2 separate regions of the Homo sapiens genome follow, and region 1 is linked to region 2. Evidence: chromatin loops called from intact Hi-C (ENCODE). Cell type or tissue: endothelial cell of umbilical vein. All regions are shown on one strand. Each heading gives the region's core, and the rest is flanking DNA. Links, peaks and the distances in the headings are about the cores only. Region 1 overlaps STAT5B (signal transducer and activator of transcription 5B). Region 2 overlaps CAVIN1 (caveolae associated protein 1).

The links. A loop is a pair of places that touch in the nucleus more often than their neighbours do. Peaks named below come from ENCODE experiments on the same cell type or tissue, not always from the same donor. Only the 100,000 strongest peaks of a DNase experiment are listed, where the experiment ranks them.
Region 1: a loop joins it to region 2, with 4 times the contacts of the local background. A loop is called at or near these places in 14 of 110 quality-filtered maps.

What each region holds. Positions count from the first base shown.
Region 1 is chr17:42,217,768-42,227,976 of GRCh38, forward strand. STAT5B (signal transducer and activator of transcription 5B) reads right to left here. Exons shown (of 19, transcript NM_012448.4): 3 at 9,762-9,918; 4 at 7,012-7,101; 5 at 5,615-5,789; 6 at 1,945-2,075; 7 at 1,545-1,696; 8 at 956-1,111; 9 at 384-563. Among named protein-coding and RNA genes, the nearest start is that of GHDC, 28 kb to the left of the region's middle. In endothelial cell of umbilical vein, for the core only: a CTCF peak has its summit at 4,552 (motif pointing right); a DNase peak (open chromatin) is centred at 4,584.
Region 2 is chr17:42,403,734-42,408,733 of GRCh38, forward strand. CAVIN1 (caveolae associated protein 1) reads right to left here. Exons shown (of 2, transcript NM_012232.6): 2 at 1-1,655. The coding sequence ends at 954. Among named protein-coding and RNA genes, the nearest start is that of CAVIN1, 17 kb to the right of the region's middle. RefSeq lists an enhancer at 2,578-2,627. In endothelial cell of umbilical vein, for the core only: a CTCF peak has its summit at 2,480 (motif pointing left); DNase peaks (open chromatin) are centred at 2,488, 3,108, 3,878 and 4,508; H3K4me3 peaks cover 453 bases; H3K27ac peaks cover 2,033 bases.

The DNA.
Region 1 (10,209 bases), core at 2,429-7,428, 180 kb before region 2:
AATCTCAGCTCACTGCAATCTCTGCCTCCCAGGTTCAAGGGATTCTCCTGCCTCAGGCTCTCTAGTGGCTGGGATTACAGGTGCCTGCCACCACGCCCGGCTAATTTTTTGTATTTTTAGTAGAGACAGGGTTTCACCATGTTGGCCAGGCTGGTCTTGAACTCCTGACCTCAGGTGATCTGCCCACCTCGGCCTCTTAAAGTGCTTGGATTACAGGTGTGAGCCACCACACCAGGCCCAAGAACTTCCTTATATTCCTTTGCTGATGCCCAGAAGAGGCCAGAAGGGCAAACAGGGATCTGACACAGGAGGCAGAATTCTTTTTTTCCTGTTGCCAGGACATGAGACAAGTAGCAGGGAATGAGAGGAAGCTGCACAATTACTTGCGGGTGTTCTCGTTCTTGAGCAGAGACTTGGCCTGCTGCTCACTGATGATGGTGGCCTTCACCTGGGGGGGGTTCATGTGCACGTTCAGCTTCCCGCCCACCAGCAGGCGCACAGTGGCTGCAAACTTGGTCTGGGTCTTCAGGACCTGAGGAGGCTGCTTCTCAATGATGAACGTGCTGCAGGGGACACAGGGACAGATGCATGATGAGGGGCTGGTGCAGGGGAAAGGGCTCTCAGTCCCTCTGTGGTGGGGGTGGGGCTGCCTCCCGAGGGGCTCAGGAGGTGAAGAGCTCGGGCACAGCCTCTGTTCCTGGGGAAGCCGTGAGAGTCCAGGGAGAGGATGGAGAGGGGAGTGAGATAACACAGAAGCTGGCATGGGCTGCAGCCCAAGGGCATCTCTTGCAGTGTCCACAGGAGAAACTGGGCAAGGGCCACAGCAACTGGAGATGGAGTTGGGAGGGATGAGAGGCAGGAAGTGGATCTGCTGGTCTGGAAGGCACCTGCGGCTCCCCCCACGCAGGCAGGAGCTGCCCCAAGCTCCTGGGCATGGCAAACAGGCAGCAGTCACCTGGTCACCAGGGCTGAGATAATGTCCGTGATGGTGGCGTTGACCTCGGCCAGCATCTCCTCCACTGGGCCGGGGATGGGCAGCTGCTGGCAGAGGTGCTCAGCCCTGCGGATCTGCTGCCGGTTCTGCCAGATGATCTCGGCCAACTTCTCACACCTGCACGAGAGCCCCAAGGCCAACAGGAGGACAATGGCTCCTCCGCACAGACGCCAGGCCCCAAGACACAGCTCCCGTTCCCCCAGGAAGGCTCTGTGCTTTCGCCACACTTCCCACCCATGGGAAGAGCAGAGCTCCCTGCCTCCCAGAATTAGAGACGTACACAGGAGGGGCGACCCTGACTAGGCCCAAACAGCCCAAGCATCACCCCACACACCCGAACCCTGTCCCATCTCCAGGACAGCAGCCCCCTTCCTGGGGGAGGTGCACAGGATGGGGGCCAAAGTCTGATTGAGGAACCAGGCTCCCTGGAGAAACAAGAGCTGTCCCAGGATGGAGGGGGCCTGCTGCAGGAGCCAGCACAGGACGCAGAAGCAGCCGGGATCCCCACCAGCCCCTCCTGCCCTGCCCGCTGGCCGCCCCACACCATTACCAGGACTGTAGCACGTCCAGGCTGCCCTCGGGGGGCCCGCCGTTCCCGGCCAGCTGCTGCCGCCGCTTCCACTGGATCAGCTCGTCATCCAGGATGATGGTCTGCTGCTTCCGCAGCAGCTGCAGGGTCTTCTGGTGCTTCTCGGCCAGCTCCTGAGGGAAGGGAGGAGAGCAGCCCCTTCTGGGCTCCCAGAGAACACCGCAGGGCCTCGCTGGGAAATGGCAGGGCAGGGCCCAGGCCGTTCCCTCTCCCCAAGCTGCTCTGCCTCGCAAGGCCCCCAGGAAAAAAGGCCTCCTGCCCTCCCAGGTTCTGCTCTCATGCTGGTCCCAGCCCTCCCTCGGGTCCCCAGAGACTGACTTCATGGCACCCACGCCCAGGAGAGGCCCAGGACCCCACTCACCACGCGGTACTGCTGCAGTGTCTGTGCCTCACGCTGCAACCAGGCCTCCAGAGACACCTGCTTCTGCTGGAGGGCCGTCTCCCGGCTCAGACGCTCCTGGGGGCTCAGCTGGGCCAGCGGGCCAAACTGAGCTAGAGGAGGGGAGAGGAAACCATGACCATCACCTCCCAGTGTCCAACAGGAGGCCCAGAGAAGCCCACTCACCCGTTCTGGAGCGAGACCCTCCTGGGCTCAGATACTGCATTAAGGGCAAGTCGGGGTTCCTGACAGCCAGGGGGGCCAAGATGAATGGGTGCCCCAGGAGGCGCCTCTGGGCCCTGCTCGCCAGCCTCCTGACTCTGAGCCGTCCCCTCTGGGGGCACACGGGTGCTGGGGCAGCTGGGGAGGAGGCCTGCCTGCCTCCTGCCCGCCTGCCTCACAGGGCTGCCAGCCCTCTTCTCGCGGCCCAGCATGGGTCCAGGCTGTCTGGGGTGTAAGTGTGCCCATGCCCTTGACTGCAGGTGAACCTGGGCAAATCGCTTTCCTTTCCTGTGCCTTGGCTTCCCCACGTGTAAAACGGGAGATTCTCGGCACCTGCCTCAGTGGGGTGCATTAAGATTAAATACATGAGGACATGGAAGATGCCAGAAAGCTGCCTGACATGGGTGAGCTCTGTGTGAGGTTCGTGCTTCTTGGTTAACGGGGAACAGGACAGAGAGAAGAGGTGACAGAGACAAGCAGCTGCTCGGCCCCATCCCTCCCGCAGCAAGGCCTCTTCAGGGAAACCCAGCCCCGGCGGCTCTGTCTAGTCCCTGAGCACAGCAATCCCTCCTCAGGGGAGGATGAGATTCTTGAGAGGCTGGAAGGGGCCCAGCATGTTTGTCCAGGTGAGCTCACTGTGAACCCAGCCAACCAACCAGGGAACACGGACAGACAGACAGACCGCAGAGGGAGAGCATGTCCAGGGCCACTGGGGATGCAGAGCCACCAAGATTCTCTCAGGAAAGGGAGGCCGAAGGGAGGCGGCTTCCCTCCACACCATCTGTGAGGAGTCTCATTGATGGCGGGACAGGGAGTAAGTTAGGCCTCATTACCTTTTAAAAATTATTATGAAATAGGTAAGACACAGGGAACGTGGAACACAGGAGCACCTGTGTATCAATAACCCAGGCTAAGAAAGTAAACATGTCCACAGTTACAACCACCACCGCAGGCCCACCCCACCCTCCCAGCGACAGCCCGTCTCCACCACACTGGGACTATTAATCCCTTCCCATCACCTTCTCAACAGCCCAGAGTCCTTGCTTGAGCTGAGTCAGAAGATGCGCGCACCAGCATGTCTTGGTCGAGCTCCTGGCTGGCCCCTGAGGGCCACGTCACTCTGACCCCAGCCCTGACCCATGGGATGCACAAGCTGGGACAGACAAAAGCAACTCTATGTAGCCAGGAACAGCCCAGAGCTAGAACTCAGAAATATGGCTCCAATCTCACTGCAGGTATCGAGCAGGAAGAGGATCATCCAGGGACGGACAGATCCAAGGTATCTGCACGGCTACCTCAGGAATCCTGCCCAGCCACAGGGAGGGTGGTGGTGATCCCAACACCTGGGCCCAGCCTTCCTATGCAAGGGACCCACTTAGGGCTCTCCTGGAAATTTGCAGAAGCTTTTGGGAAGGAGGCCAGGGAGACGGGAAGCAATTTCCCTACTCCACTGGAGGCAGCTGAGCCTTCCCTGGCAAAAGCAGATCAATAGTCTGTGTTTCTGCTGAGTGAACTTGACAAATGGGACTGAGAAGACACTGCGTGATAGATCCAAACCCAACCTGAATCCAAACCTAATCCGCCACCATGCACAGGAAACAGAAAAGCCAGGCACGGGATCAGAAATACTGTTGACAGTCTAAGGACTTGGGTAGGAATAGCCATCCCAAATCTTCCGTTTCCATTCTCTGAAGGAGCTGCCCTTCTTCTAGGGCCAGTCTAGGATGGATTCAGATAAAAAAGGAAGACAGGCTAGAATCATCCTGTCAACCTTTACTCAATAACTGTTATGTTTCAGGCATTGTGCTGGCCTCAGGGTACAGAGATAAAAGATATAGTCCCTTCTCAAAGATTTATATTCCAGTGGAGAAGATAAAGAGTAAATAAGTAGTATCACTATAGACATAAAATGGAACCTACATACATGGAATTAGAGGAGCATGTGCTGTGTGTGTGTGTGTGTGCTGTGTGTCTATGTGTGTGTGGTGTGTATGTGTGGTGTGTGTGTGTGCTATGTGTGGTGTGTGTGTGCTGTGTGTGGTGTGGTGTGTGTGTGCTGTGTGTGGTGTGGTGTGTGTGGTGTGGTGTGTGTGTGCTGTGTGTCTGTGTGTGTGCTGTGTGTGGTGTGTGTGTGCTGTGTGTGTGCACTGTGTGTCTCTGTGTGCTGTGGGGGGTGTGTGTGCTGTGTGTGTGTGTGCTGTGTGTGTGATGTGTGTGGTGTGTGTGTGTGCTGTGTTGTCTGTGTGTGCTGTGTGTGTGTGTGTTTGGAGGGGCTGGGTGGTTGAGCCAAGGCTTCTCTGAGACTGAGCTGGGCATGGAAGCAGAGAGGAAACTATTAAAGCTCAAACTGCCAAACTGCTACAGGGTCAAAAGGGGGCGCTGGTGGGGCTCCACAGCCTCACCACAGACTGAAGCTCTCTGTGCCCCAACTACTAAGCAGGATTTATACCAGGCTAGGGAAGCTCTGTCCATAAGGGCTACCTAAGGGGCGTTAAGTGTACTCTGTTTCAGGAAGACCTCTGTGAATAACTGCATAGAACATTAGAAATCATATACAGGTCCTTAGTACTTACACGTACCTGCTTAGAAAGGTTTCTTTTCCCCCTTAGAGATAGGGTCTTACTATGTTGCCTAAGCTAGTCTGAAACTACTGGCCTCAAGTGATCCTCCTGCCCTGGCCTCCCAAAGCACCAGGATTACAGGTGTGCAAAACCACTCCCAGCTTAGAATTTTTTTTTTTTTTTTTTGAGACAGAATTTTGCTCTTTTTGTCCAGGCTGGAGTGCAATGGTGAGATCTCGGCTCCCTGCAACCTCCGCCTCCCGGGTTCAAGAGATTCTCTTGCCTCAGCCTCCCAAGTAGCTGGGATTACATGCATGCGCCACTGGGATGCCCAGCTAATTTTGTATTTTTAGTAGAGACGGGGTTTCACCATGTTGGCCAGGCTGGTCTCGAACTCCTGACCTCAGGTGATCCGCCTGCCTCAGCCTCCCAAAGTGCTGGGATTACAGGTGTGAGCCACCGTGCCCAGCCAGAAAAATTTTTAAACATGTAATTATATAATTTCCTATTTATCATTTCAATAAAGCTCCACTTATAATATGCCTACTATATACAAAAGTATTGTTTGCTAGTATTTATTTAGACTGTGAGCTCCTTCTCAAAAGAAGAAATGTCTTCCCTGGCAGCTCAGAAGCTCCCTGGATGTGGGGACCTGAGTGAGATATGCACTTAAGCGGGGGGTCCTGTCATCTCCCCTTCCTAAATCTCATCCTCTCAGCACTGTCTTCAATGCAAATAAGTCCCTGCTACTCAGAGAAAGGTCGCTGCCTCCGAATGGAAAGTGTGCTTTCTCCCAACCCCACCAGAGCTGCTTTCCAGTCCCCAGGCCCAATCCTCAAGTTGCACAATGTGCCTCCACCGCGCCTCACCTTGGATCCTCAGGCTCTCCTGGTACTGGATGATGAAGTACTCCTGAGTCTGCTGCAGCTTTTTTAACTCATTCTCTGTGTCCTGCGTGACCAGTCGCAGCTCCTCAAACGTCTGGTTGATCTGGAGGTGTTTCTGGGACATGGCATCAGCAAGGCTTCCAGCTGGAGAGCTACCCTGGGAACATATGGGGGGCAGTGCAAGGCAGTGCGAATGGGAGGAAGACTGAGGCCTTAATCCCCAGGAAAAGCCAGCTCCTACAACCAGGGTAAGACCCCAAAAGGTAAATTTTGAGTCGGGAGGAAAAGCAAACGTCATCATGAGACACAGGGTGGAGTGGGAAAAGTGAGAAACAGGTGAGCGGACAGATCATGGCTCAGATCACAAAGCATGGGAGAAGCTTCCATTTCAGATCTGACCTCCACCAGAGTATTCCAAACGAGGTCCATTGAATTACCTTTGGAGAAACTAGAACGTAACCTGGTCCAGTGTCACCTGGGTTTTCCTACTAATGAGGAGGTGGAGTGATTCCTCTTCCACTCACTGACCCAATGCAAGGACGGCATTAAGCATTAGGGAGGCCATGGGGAGCAGGGCCATGTGAACACACATCATCTGTGTCCTCACTCAAGATATTCTCGTGATGGAATCATTTGCTTCCACCATGGAAGAGGCCAAACCTCTTGCAGGCATCCTGGAGACCCCAGGGTGAAGTGATGGGGGAGGCATAAACAAGGTCTCTGTGGACCCAGCCCTGTAAGTGACCTGATCAGACCACTCCTTCCACACCTGATTCAGGGGCTAGGGAAAAGTCTTTCCTAAGTATTCTCACCTGAATATGAGCATGCCTTTACTAAAAAATTATTCAGCTGAGGTTGAATTACTTTGCACTTGTTCACATTGTCTTGTGGTTGCAATCTCATCAAGGTTATAAATCAGTTAAGATCAGAGACCACATCTTCTATTTCATTTTTTTTTTTTTGAGACAGGGTCTCACTCCATCACCCATGAGTGCAGGGGTGCGATCATGGCTCACTGCAGCCTCTACCTCCTGGGCTCAAGGGATCTTCCCACTTCAGGTTTTCGAACAGCCAGGACTACAGGCATATGCCACCATGCCCAGCTAATTTTTTTGTATTTTTGGTAGAGACGGGGTTTCATCATGTTGCCCAGGGTGCTCTCGAACTCCTGGGCTCAGGCAATCTGCCTGCCTCAGCCTCCCAAAGTGCTGGGCTGCACTCAGTCAAGTCTCCTATTTCTTTTGTGCCCCTTAGGATGAAGCTCTCTTTAAAGAGACACCAATAGTGCACCCTGAGTCACCTTGACAAAGGTGGGTCCAGAGGGAGGTGGGTAAGAAAAGACTTCCCGACTGCCCTCCCCATCCCTATGGGACACTCACATTGTTGGCTTCTCGGACCAACCTCTGTTCATTGTACAATATATGGCGGATGCAGCGGACCAGCTCCATGGGGCAGCGGTCATACGTGTTCTGAAAGAATCCAACAGCAGACATCACTTTGTGCCACTCCACACTATGGGCCCTAACCATGCCTCAGGATGGGGAGCCTCCTGAGGGACCTCCTGAATCACAGGAGGCACTGTTCCTCCAATACCAACAGGAACAAGAAGGCACATCATGGAAATCCAATTGCAGTGAAAAGGTAAGATTGTTTTACTTCTTTTTTCTTTTTTTGAGACTGAGTCTCACTCTGTTGCCCAGGCTGGAGTGCAGTGGCACAACCTCGGGCCACTGCAACCTCTGCCTCCTGGGTTCAAGTAATTCTCCTGCCTTAGCCCCCCGAGTAGCTGGGATTACAGGGGCCCGCCACCACGCCTGGCTAATTTTTGTCTTTTTAGTAGAGATGGGGTTCCACCATGTTGGCCAGGCTGGTCTCGAACTCCTGACCTCAGGTGATCCACCTGCCTTAGCCTCCCAAAGTGCTGTTTTACTTTTTGCATCTTAATTTGCCTAAAGTATCCGGGGAACATTCTTAAAAACGGAATAAATAAGTTTTAAAAGCCTCGCAAGAGGAGAAACTGGATGCCACTCTCAAATGGGCAATCAAAACTACTACCACCAATGAGGGGACGAGGGACACTGCCCCCCTCTGGATGTGATACCCGAGAAGGACAAGTCACCTACAATTGTCCCTTGGCATCTGTGGGGGCTGGTTCCAGGACCCACTTGGATACCAAAATCTGCAGATGCTCAAGTTCCTTATATAAAATGGCATCGTTTTGCATAGAATGCATACAATCCTCCCATACACTTTAAACCACCTATAGATTGCTTATACTATCTAATACAAAAGAAATGCTATGTAAATAGCTGTTCTGTCATATCTTTATTTCTATTTGTTTTTACTTTTTTTCTTTTCCTGAATATTTCTGAGCTGCGGTTGGTGGAATCAGGATGCAGAACCCATGGACATGGACAGCCAACTATATTTAGAAGTCTGCTCGGAGATGTGCAATGTTAACGTAATCATGAGGAAACATCAGACAAACCCCAAATGAGGAACATTTTATCTTTAAAAAGCAGGGGGTACATGAATTATTATTATTATTTTTTGAGATGGAATTTCACTCTTGTCACCCAGGCTGGAGTGCAATGGCACGGTCTCGGCTCACTGCAACCTCTGCCTCCCAGGTTTAAGAGATTCTCCTGCCTCAGCCTCCCAAGTAGCTGGGATTACAGTTGTCCACTGCCACACCCAGTTAATTTCTGTATTTTTAGTAGAGATGGGGTTTCACCATGTTGGCCAGGCTGGTCTCGAACTCCTGACCTCAGATGATTCACCCGCCTCAGCCTCCCAAAGTGCTGGGATTACTGGTGTGAGCCACTGCACCCAGCCTACATTAATTATTTTAAAATGCCAATGTAATGAAAGACAAAGTAAGGTTGCAAAATGGTTCCAGATTAAAGGAGATTAAAGAGACATGATGACTAGATGCAATATGTGATCTTGGGCTGGATTCTGGACTGCAGCGGGGAAAAATACCCTAAAGGACATGTTTGAATTAGTTGACAAAATGGAAATCCAGATGAGTACCTAAAAGTATTATATCAATGCTAAATTTAGTGAAGTTGATCAGTGTATTATAACCATGCAAGACAAGGTTCATTCTTAGAAAATGCACAGAGGGGCTGGGTGCGGTGGCTCATGCCTGTAATCCCAGCACTTTGGGAGGCCGAGGAGGGTGAATCACCTGAGGTCGGGAGTTCGAAACCAGCCTGACCAACATGGAGAAACCCCATCTCTACTAAAAATACAAAAATTAGGCGGGTGTGGTGGCATGCACCTGTAGTCCCAGCTACTTGGGAGGCTGAGGCAGGAGAATCACTTGAACCCGGGAGGTGGAGGTTGCGGTGAGCCGAGACCGCGCCACTGCACTCCAGCCTGGGCAACAAGAGTGAAACTCCATCTCAAAAAAAAAAAAAAAAAAAGACAATGCACAGAGGGACCGGGCATAGTGGCTCATGCCTATAATTTCAACACTTTGGGAGGCTGAGGTGGGCGGATCACCTGAGGTCAGGAGTTCAAGACCACTGTGGCCAACATGGCAAAACCCCGTCTCCACTAAAAATACCAAAAAAAAAAAAAAACTGCCAGGCATGGTGGCAGGAGCCTGTAATCCCAGCTACTTGAGAGGCTGAGGCAGAAGAATCGCTTGAACCCGGGAGGCAGAGGTTGCAGTGAGCTGAGATTGCTCCACTGCACTCCAGCCTGGGCGACAGAGCAAGACTCCGTCTCAAAAATAAATAAATAAATAAATAAATAAATAAATAAATAGAAAATGCACAGAGGTACTTACTGGTGCAGGGACACAAGGTATGCAACTTACTCTCCAGTGACTGAAAAACGTGTGTGTCGAGAGACAGCGAGGAGTATATGACAACATAAAAGTCAACAACAGGTGAATATGGGCATATGTGGGGAATCTTTGTATGATTCTTGTAACTTTCTGGAAGTATGAAATTATTCTCAAATAAAAAGTAAAAAAAAAAAAAAAGACCAAAACCACACAACAAGAACCTTATGCACGTGTAACTCAACAATGCTGGACTGAAGGAGAGAAAGAAAGTCTCTACAGGAAGAAGACCCCCAAGGGAAGGTAATTAAGTGTGACCCCAGAGCCCACACCCACCTGGAGCTGTGTGGCATAGTGCCCCAGCTTGATCTTCAGTAAAAACCCATCTTCCCCCACCTGGTGCTCTGCCTTCTTCTGCAGCTCCTGCACCAGGCCCTCCAGGAGCTGGGTGGCCTTAATGTTCTCCTGTGGATTATCAAGATCTACTGAGTCCCTAGGGGAAAAAAATTACATAATCTGTATACATACATGCACGTGAGCCTGTATAAATACAGCCTCAACACATCCTACTTTTTCTTCAACTAAAGTGATGTTTTTAATCCTCACTGCAAATTTTAAGAAACAGCCCAACAGAAATGGACTCAATGCCTATGTTAATCTATTTGTAATTTACTAAATAGTTGGATTATACAGTAGATTTCCTTCTTTTAAAAAAAAAAATTTTTAACAATGTGCTGCCCTTCTTCCTTTCTCTCAATGATGTGCTTGGTGCTTATGCTATTTG
Region 2 (5,000 bases), core at 1-5,000:
CTCCCCACCTCAGCCTCCAAAGTAGCTGGGATTACAGGCATGCGCAACCATGCCCAGCTAATTTTTGTAATTTTAGTAGAGATGGGTTTTCGCTTAGTAGAGATGGGGTGTTTGCCAGGCTGGTCCCGAACTCCTGACTTCAGGTGATCCGCCCACCTCGGCCTCCCAAAGTGCTGGGGTTACAGGCATAAGCCACCAAGCCCGGCCGACCTTCTTCTATTTTTCCATTCTCCTTTCCAAAGCCATGGCCATGCGCTCCTGTGTACAGGTGCATAAACACATCAGTGTGCCATCCCTCACATGCATGTCGTTCCCCACCCCTCCTTCCCAGGGCTTCTCTTGGCTCCAGCGTTCCTCTGGGACCCTCTGCAGATACAGCCTGTGCTGGACCCCCAGCCAGGGTGAGGGCTCATTCTGCTCTGTCTTCCCCACTGCCTCAGTTTCCCCCAAAAGCTGCTTTCACGTCCTTCTAGTAGGGGGCCTCCCATGGGGGCAGGGATCCCCTTTAGGATTCAATCTTTCCTCTTTGGGCAGTTTTGGCTTTGAGTCCCCCAGGGATCAGGGTGAGAATGAAGAAGAGCTCAGTGAGCGGAATGACAGCAGCTGGGTGGGTGGTGTGGGGAGAGGCTGAGGGGAAGGCAGCCCCCCCAGGGGGGCCTAACCGTGGAATCACTGCAATTTCCTCTGAGATCCCGACTTGGACAACCAGGACAGGGATTGACCATTCCCTTCCCATTCCACTCGGACTGTGTCCAAGCGGGGGTTGTCCACTGCGGGGGCTGCCTCCCCATCGGGTCCTAACAGCTCTAAGACTGGGAGTGGAGTTCCTGGAGGTGTGGGGAGGGGGGCGTGTTTTCAATTTAGAAAAATCTCAGCCAGCTCGAGCCGAGAGAGAATGCGAAAGAGGAAGTTCGGAAGGAGCGAGGAATGGGGTGGGTGGCAGCGGGGGCGGCTCAGTCGCTGTCGCTCTTGTCCACCAGCACGGCGTCCGACTCCTCGGTGATCTCCAGCAGCGCGTGCACGTCGGGGCTGCTCCCGCGCCGCAGGTCGCCGGCCTCCCCGCGCTCCGCGCCGCCCTCGTCGTCGTCGGCGCCCACCTCCACCATCTCGGTGGCCTTGAGCACTTCCACCTGGCCCTCGCGGATCTTCTTGACGTGGAAGGTGAAGGGTGGCACCTTGTAGACCGCGGTCTTGGAGCGCGCGTACACCACGTGGTCGGGCGTGAAGGATTTGCGCAACTTGTCCCGCGACGTCTTCAGTTTCTCGCGCCGCTCGGCGGGCACCAGGCGCGTGCCCAGCTTGTTCATGCGCTTCTCCAGGGTGTGCCGCGTCTTCTCCAGGTTTTCCTTGGTCTTGAGGCGCGTCTTCTCCAGGTTCTCGCGGGTACGCACCTTGGTCTTCTCCATCTTCTCCTTGGAGAAGGCCTTCTTGAAGTCGTCCACGCGCCGCAGGCCGCTGCGCTTGATACGCTCTGCGCGGGACTCCTCAATAACCTCCTCAACCTCCACCGCCTCGTCCGACGAAAGCTCCAGCGCCGCTGCGTCCTCCTCGGGCCGCTCGCCCTCGCCCAGCTCCTCGCCCTCCTTCTCTGGCAGCGCCTCCGACTCTTTCAGCGATTTGCTGATGCTCAGTTTGGCCGGCAGCTTCACTTCATCCTAAGGGAAGAGGAGAAGGGACATGAGAGGCGTCGGAGGAGGCGGATGTGGGCGAGCCTGAGTCAGGGTGGTGACGATCCTGGAGAGAGGGGAGCATGGGACGCTCGTGGTCCCCAGGAAACTGGCGGGCGCTCAATAAATGTGTGTAGGCTCACGCCTGTAATATTAGCGCTGTGGGAGACCGAGGCAGGAGGATGGCTTGAGTCCAGGAGTTCGAGACCAGCCTGGGCAACATATCACCCATCTCCGGCCCCCCAACCCCGCGTCGCCATTCTTTCTCTCTCTCTCTCCTTGTTTTTTTTTTTTTTTTTTTTTTTAAACGGAGTCTCGATCTGTTGCCGAGGCTGGAGTGCAGTGGGCGCGATCTTGGCTCACCGCAACCTCCGCCACCCGGGTTCAAGCAATTCTCCTGCCTCAGCCTCCCGAATAGCTGGGATTACAGGCGCCCGCCACCACGCCGGCTAAATTTTGTATCTTTAATAGAGACGGTGTTTCTCCATATTGGTCAGGCTGGTCTCGAACTCCCGACCTCAGGTGATCCGCCCGCCTCGGCCTCCCAAAGTTCTGGGATTACAGGCGTGAGCCACTGCGCCCGGCCTCGCGCCGCCATTCTCTAAAAAACATGTGTGTTGAACGAATGGTGACTAAACAGACCGCGGGAGCAGGGGACCAAACTTCGGGTCGGAGATGGGGTTGCGTAATAATTGCACTTGGGCTAAAATCTCTGTGGTCGTCCAACCCTGTCCTGATCCCTTTCCACCCGTAGATGATATTAAACCACTACGGCCCTCGGGAGACACAGCTCCACTTTGGAAATGGGCGGAGCGCCCTCTGGTGCCGCAAATCGCACACTGCCCGAGCCAGGCCGAAAAGCAAGTGGTGGGAGTGTCTAAGTTGAAAGCGGGTAGGGGTTTGAGCCCACAGCTGCACCTACCCACCCAAGCAGGTAAAGTAAAGGAAGTGCATTTCCTAGACTCAAGCTATTTCTTTTTTTTTTTTTTTTTGAGATGGAGTCTCGCTTTGTCGCCCAGGCTGCAGTGCAGTGACACGATCTCTGCTGACTGCAACCTCTGCCTCCCAGGTTCAAGCAATTCTCCTGCCTCAGCCTCCTGAGTAGCTGGGACTGCAGGCATGCGCCACCACACCTGGCTAATTTTTTTGTATTTTTAGTAGACTCGGGGTTTCACCATGTTGGTCAGATTGGTCTCGAACCCCTGACCTCAAATGATCCACCCGCCTTGGCCTCCCAAAGTGCTGGGATTACAGGCATAAGCCACTGCTCCTGGCCTCAAGCTATTTCAGAACCAGCCTTAGAGATGGAGAACTGTGGTCCACCCTCCCCCACCTCCACCTTCTTTGACTCCTTCATACTGTTTGGCTCCACCAGTGGTCATTCTCCCCCTCCCCCACATTTAGAAATTGATATTGGAAAGAGGAAGAAGCTGGCTGGGAGCCACGGACATGTTTTCTCCCCAGTCTGGACATTTCTTCTGGTTGTGACTTCCCTACTTTGGGATAGAAGAGAGATTACTTTTCAATTCTTGCTTTCCCTACCCCCTGCCCCCAGCACAAAGCCTGAGCTCAGGGGTCTAGGAGTAGGATGGGTGGTCTCAGATTCCCCATGACCCTGGAGCTCAGAACCAGTTCTTTGCTTTTCTGTCTTCTCCTTGGAGGACTTAGCACCAGAACTGCTTTCCATTCCGGGAAGATTTTCCAAGATCTTGACTCTGGCCAACATTTCAGAATCTCTGGATCACTCCCTCCCCCACCTCCACCCTCATCAGAGAGCAGGGGAGGCTGAGCACAGAAAGGGAAAGGGCAGACCAAGATCATCAATAGGATCTCTTTGGCCCAGACTCCCTTTAGTGACTTCAAATGAAGGAACGAGAGATAGTCGCTTTTCTAAAGGGTTTTCTGAAGACCATTTCCCAGAATTATAAGAAAAATCCTGTCCCCTAAGAAATTAAGGCAACATAAACTGAGTCCTCTCACTGACACCACACACACACACCCCTATACATAGGCTGCTCGGTATCTCTGCACCACCTGCTACAGAAATTCCTTCCCCAGCCCCCAACCTCTTTCCTCTTCCCTCCCATCAACATCCCCCCAGAGTTTCCTGGTTTACACTGAAAACTAGGAACACCCTCTCCCAACTTCCTTCCCTTCTTGTCAATAGCATTAGCAGGGACAAAGAGGGAATGCTGGCTCCACCTCTTCTCTCATCTGGGCATCAGCTCTGCTGGGCACCAAGCCACCTCCAGCTCTCTGTTACCCAACTACACCTCCCAGCAGGCAAGGTGACCTGGGCACAGGGCATGCTGGGACTTGTAGTCTCTACCTGCCATAGACGGCTTAGTGCAGATCATGGGCAATCCTAGGGCATTTTGTTTATCCCTCTGCCTCTTATCATTCACTGAGGCATTGAAGGGTGTTTTCCTTGTTCTGAGTGTAGGAGAGTCTCAACTTCTCTTTGCATTCCCTCTGATTTCCAGTCATTCACTTTGGGGCTCCTACAATCACCCTTACCCTGCCTGCTACTGGAGTGCATATCATTTAAGACTTATACATCATTGTAGGATCTAAACCCTCTTCATCCATCTCCACCCAGAATTTACCTGCAGCCCCAGTATATATATATATTAAAAAAAATTCAGCTCTGATCTTTCCTTCATAACCTCCCAGACTTAAAAACCCACCCACGCCCCACCAAAGGGTGGAGAGAGCCCCTCCTTTCACTAAACTCAGACAATGTGAATAGGCTAGGGAGGGATTAAGGGTGACAGGCAGGGAATAGTCAGGAAACAGCCCCAGCTGCTGGAAAACAAATCCACTTTGTCTCTCTGCCCTACCCCCAGCATCCCCCGCTTCTCCCCTACCCCTGCTGCCTGCTCCACCCCACCCCTAAAGGCTGAGCTGGCTGGTTTTCCTGGCCTGTGGCTTCCTAGATAAAGGTCTTTGCCAGCTGAACTTGGAAGTGAATGGGACTGGGGAGAGAGCTGCAGACTTCTTATAGCCAATGCCATCTTCCTAGTGCCTCATGAAAGGTCTCAAACTACAACATAAGGAAGCAATCCTAGTGAGAGGAGGTTTTTGTTTTTTAGTTTTTTTGTTTTTTTTGAGATGGAGTTTTGCTCTTGCTCCCCAGGCTGGAGTGCAATGACACGATCTCGGCTCACCGCAACATCCGCCTCCTAGGTTCAAGCAATTCTCCTGCCTGGGCCTCCCAAATAGCTGAGATTACAGGCATGTGCCACCACACCTGGCTAATTTTGTATTTTTAGTAGAGACGGGGTTTCTCCATGTTGATCAGGCTGGTCTTGAACTCCCAACCTCATGTGATTC